2 separate regions of the Homo sapiens genome follow, and region 1 is linked to region 2. Evidence: chromatin loops called from intact Hi-C (ENCODE). Cell type or tissue: PC-9. All regions are shown on one strand.

Region 1 (2,500 bases), 830 kb before region 2:
GCTGATTTTGATGTACCTACCGAGTGTGGCCAAAGGTGGCTCTTGGTAAGACATTAGAGGTTACAGAATTCCTCAGGAAGCATCTAGTGTGGGCTAACATCTCTGGAGCCCAGTAGGGAAAAACCAGAAGATGGGCAGAGATAAGCAAGTGACACCAGGCAAAATATTAGGTGAGTATTTTGCTTATGACCTTTTGTTGCAGTGAACCAAGATTTACAAGTTATGCAAGGGATTTATTGCAAAGATGCTTGTGGAACAGCATTGGAAATGGAAAATGCTTAGGGTTGGAGATAGTTCTAGAAATCACCTAGCTTCTCTGTTGCTCTCAGGAGACAGAGAACTGCCCTCTATTAGTGGATCTAATTACTTAATGATGACTTCTGTCATCACCATTCTAGTCCCTCTGTGGACTGGCCTAAACTTCCCCTTCCTTGTAACTTCAGCTTGCACATGTTCCTTTTTGCTCCATCCTGTCTCCAACGTCCTTTTAAAACTTCAACTCTTATTACTAACTGGCTCATTCTCTTGGCATTTTCATAGTTCATATTCCCAAGAGAGCAAATTTAGTTGGTTCAGATTACAGTTAGGGGATGGGCTGCATCATTGGTTGCTGGCCAGCCTATGGATGGCTTGCCTCGGGGTCAGGTGCTCATCCCTGTTCTAATCAACTGTGACCAGGTAGAGTAGGGTTACAGTGTTTAACACAAGCTCCTCTAGACCTGCCCCTTCAGCAGGACTGTGATCAAGGCAGGCACAGTGATTGACATCTGAGGTCACCCTGTATTCCTATTCCATAATTAATGAGGTGTCTTTAGGCAGCTCATGTTATACTCATCCACAAGCCCACACAACTATCATGTCAGTGCTGCAGACTCTCCCAAATCCCCTAGTCATGCTACCTCTTGTAACCAACTTATATCTGAATTCTTACCGCAGATTCTTTCTTGGCCCTGTCCCACCCTATTTTCAACTTTCCTGTTTGCATTCTTACTCTTTGACATCATCATGCCTCTCAGATTTCCCAACGACAATATTGACTTCATCTTACCCCAACTGGGTTTGCCTAGATTATACTTGTGTCACAGTCTAAATAAATCTCTAATCTGTTCAGTTCTTCCCATCATAATGACCACTATCCTACTGAAGGCCATAATTACTCCTTAACTAGTACCCCTGCTAACAATCCCATGGCCCTCCAATCTTGCATTCATCTTTTCTTTTTTCTTCTTTTTTTTTGAGATGGAGTCTTGTACTGTTGCCCAGGCTGGAGTGTGTGACATGATCTCGGCTCACGGCAACCTCCGCCTCCTGGGTTCCAGCAATTCTCCTGCCTCAGCCTCCTGAGTAGCTGGGATTACAGGGGCCTGCCACCACACCCAGCTAATTTTTGGTATTTTTAGTTGAGATGGGGGTTTCAACATGTTGGCCAGGCTGGTCTTGAACTCCTGACCTTGTGATTTGCCCGCCTCAGCCTCCCAAAATGCTGGGATTACAGGCATGAGCCACCGCACCCGGCCCTTTGCATTCATCTTTCAATGATATGAATCTTTTTGTGCTTTCAGCATTCAATGGCTCCCTTTGCCCACAGGTTAGAGTCTAATTCCTTGATGTGGTTTCAGAGGTTGACAGGCTTCCATAATTGCCTGGTCCCTGCCAGCCTCTTCCCATATCTGCTCTCCTAGCCACCCTCCTTTGCTTTATATGCTCCCCCTTACTCAACTCCTGTGTGTTTCTTATACATGCTGCACTCTCTCTTGACTTGGGGCCTTTGTACCTGTTTTTCCCTTTGCCCATTTTTCAACTCTCCTCCTTCTCAGCTGAAAGTTCATTTCCCCAGACATTTCTTACTCCCTAGATGGGTGCAGTGAGGATGAGGAGCTCATCTGCTACGTTTGCAGCTGTATTCCTGCACTGGCGCAGATGGCGCATGGGGGGTGCTCTCTGAATGTTTCTTCTTCTTGTGATGTTAAATCTCAGTGCTCCAAGAAATTATCACTTCTGTGTGGGAATCAAAATGAAGGCAGCTAAAAGGAGTGATTGGAGAAAGGGAAAAGAGGAAACAAGTGAAGTGAAATAGAGGGGTATGTAGTATAATGATTTTGAAAAACTCACAGAGTATAGAAGGACCCCTGAAGGAAAAAAAAGATCTATGAACTTTGATTGCTGAAAGAAATATGCAGCTCCCAGAAGGATCACTGAGATCAAAGGACTTTGCTGAGGAATCCATCTCAAGGCTATTTAGCCATTAACAAAGCAGGATTTTGGCTCTGGATTAATTTCTTTAGCAAAGAGAAGTTCAACTCTTTTCTGAAATCTTTGGAATAGCTGTGGTAGTTCTAATGGGTTATGAATCCAGGCACCTGTTACCTGGGGCTTCCTGGGACAGTTTGCATTCCAAGGTGCAGTCTACCACTCCCAGTGTCCAGAGCTCTCTAGTGTTTCTTGATAAAGGTTCACAGACACCTGCAGAATAGTTTATTTGCCCTTTAAGTAACTTAGC
Region 2 (2,500 bases):
CAAAAGCTTCCACAGAGGGTGATATACTTGATAGATAATCATGAGGAACCCAAGTCTCCCTTCTACTTCCTACTTAGCTGGGCCTGCAGTTGCCAGCTACAGAATCCAGCCTAAAGGGAAGATAAATGATAGAGGAAGAAGGAACCACAGTATATATCTAATAAGGTGTGAGTATGCCTATATGTCAATTATTTTGGAATAATTTTGTGATTTGTGTATTATTCCTTCCCTTTTATTACTTTGGATGATAACATTGCTTGTAATTGTTTTATCACATGGTTGTTTTATCACATGGTTGGTTATATCACATGGCCTGGAGTAGTGACTTCTTGAAATGCCATATTTTCATTCCTGTTACAGAATAGTCATGCATATGTTTCAACATTTATAGAGTAGTTGCTTTATGAAGGTCCTGTCCTAGGCATTGGAGGTAAAGAGATGAATAAGTAGTCTTCAGCCTCAAAGAGTTCACAATCTAGGAAGTGAGAGACACAGTGCAGTTTGATTAGAGCCACTGTAGATACAGGTACAAATGTAGCACAAAGGAAAGACTGACTTACTCTATATGGGGGTGGGAGGGTGGGGGTGGTCAGAGGAAGCTTTCTGGAGAAGATTTTAAAATGTGGATGGTATTTTGAGAGTTTATATTCCAGGCAAAGGGAACAGCATATGACAAAGCAAGGGGCCATGAAAGTGCATATCGTATTTACATAACTAGGTGATTTAGTATTGGTAGAGGTGAGAATAAAATGAAAGGAGGGCAGTGGCAGGTCATGGAGGTCTTTGGCTTGTGGGTTATCAGTCCATTCGTTCATGCATTCATTCATGCTTATAAAATATAGCAGTGAACAAAAACTCTGCCCTATGGAACTTATATTCTAGCTGGAGTGGAGACAGTGAACAAACAACTAATATAGTATGTCAGGTAGTGATAAATATAAAGAAAAATGAAGCAGCTGAAGGGGCTTGGTGATAGAGAACCCTTGAAGGAATTAAGCTGGGAAGAGACATGATCAGATTGGGTTTGGGTTTGAGAGAAGTCACTCCAGCTACAGTGTTAAGAATGGATTGGAGAACGGTAAGGATGGACATAGATCAGTTAGAGGAGATCAGTTAGAGGAGGCTGTTGTAACACAATAGGCGAGAAATAATGAAGAATTAAACTAAGATGATGGCAATGAGAATAGGGAGGAAATGATGTGTGTGAGAGTTTTAGAAGTTCATTAGGTGACACCATTAAAGTTTAATCACACTTTAAAACTATGTAACTAAATTAATGCCACAGGAGTTTGGAGACTGAATGACAATAGAAAAGGGATGACACAGTCCAGAGGAATGTGGACATTTCAGAGGGCTGACCAAACAAAACCTGCTGTTTACTTATCACATGGTCTCCTATGAAGTTGGCACCAATTACTTCTTTTTCTTTTCTTTTTTTTTTTTTTGCTATGGAGTCTTGCTCTGTCTCCCAGGCTAGAGTGAAGTGGCGCGATCTCAGCTCACTGCAACTTCCTGCCTCCCGGGTTCAAGCGATTCTCCTGCCTCAGCCTCCGGAGTAGCTGGGATTACAGAGCCTGCCACTGTGCCCAGCTAAGTTTTGTATTTTTAGTAGAGATGGGGTTTCACCATCTTGGCCAGGCTGGTCTCGAACCCCTGACCTAGTGATCCACCCACCTCAGACTCTCAAAGTGCTAGGATTACAGGCATGAGCCACCACGTCTGGCCGGCTCCAATTACTTCTATCCCGGAACATATGTTCTCATTATTTGAAGTTGCTGAGCAGAGTATTGAAGTGACAGTTTACTCTTGGATCCTCCCTTTTTCCTTAAGTGCATGTTACCCATGTACAGTTTTTCTTTTGACTTTGCTTCTAAGTGCAATTTTAGATCCTTAAAAATCATAGTAAATGTCAATTACATATGTGACACTTTTACGTCTTGGTTTTGGATTTTTTTCAGTTTTTTTTTTTTTTAAGGCTCTTGTGGTCTTACGAAAAAGAGAAGAAAAAATACCATGTTAACTTTCATTCTTCCACACTGCTAACCTCTTTCCCAGTTATAACTTTGGCTCCAACCTCATTGTGGTTTGCATTAGTCAGAACTGCTCAATGGCAGTTTTTACGGAGGTTATAAATGTTCAGGTCAAAAGAATGATTAAGAACGCCACTAATTGTTTAGTCTACTTGCTTATAATGTCACTTACAAATGCCATTTTAATAAAAAGCAGTATATTAACGTCGGGCATGGTGACTCACACCCCATAATCCCAGCACTTTGGGAGGCCAAGGCAGGCAAATCACTTGAGCCCAGGAATTCAAGACCAGCCTGGGTAAGATGGTGAGACCCCATCTCTACAAAAATACAAAGAAAGTTAGCCTGGTGTGGTGGCACAGGCCTGTGGTTTCAGCTACTGGGGAGGCTGAGGCGGGAGGATTGCTTTGAGCCTGGGAGGCAGAGGTTGCAGTGAGCTGAGATTGCGTCATTGTACTCCAGGCTGGACG

What was found. A loop is a pair of places that touch in the nucleus more often than their neighbours do. Peaks named below come from ENCODE experiments on the same cell type or tissue, not always from the same donor. Only the 100,000 strongest peaks of a DNase experiment are listed, where the experiment ranks them.
Region 1: a loop joins it to region 2, with 3 times the contacts of the local background. A loop is called at or near these places in 1 of 110 quality-filtered maps.

The regions. Positions count from the first base shown.
Region 1 is chr2:176,561,949-176,564,448 of GRCh38, forward strand. No RefSeq gene overlaps it. Among named protein-coding and RNA genes, the nearest start is that of MIR1246, 38 kb to the right of the region's middle. In PC-9, no CTCF peak of the experiment used is centred here; a DNase peak (open chromatin) is centred at 953; H3K27ac peaks cover 1,525 bases.
Region 2 is chr2:177,395,512-177,398,011 of GRCh38, forward strand. All of the region lies in intron 1 of AGPS (alkylglycerone phosphate synthase), which reads left to right. Among named protein-coding and RNA genes, the nearest start is that of AGPS, 4.0 kb to the left of the region's middle. RefSeq lists an enhancer at 1,011-1,511 and a silencer at 1,150-1,444. In PC-9, no CTCF peak of the experiment used is centred here; DNase peaks (open chromatin) are centred at 1,340 and 2,150; H3K27ac peaks cover 2,333 bases.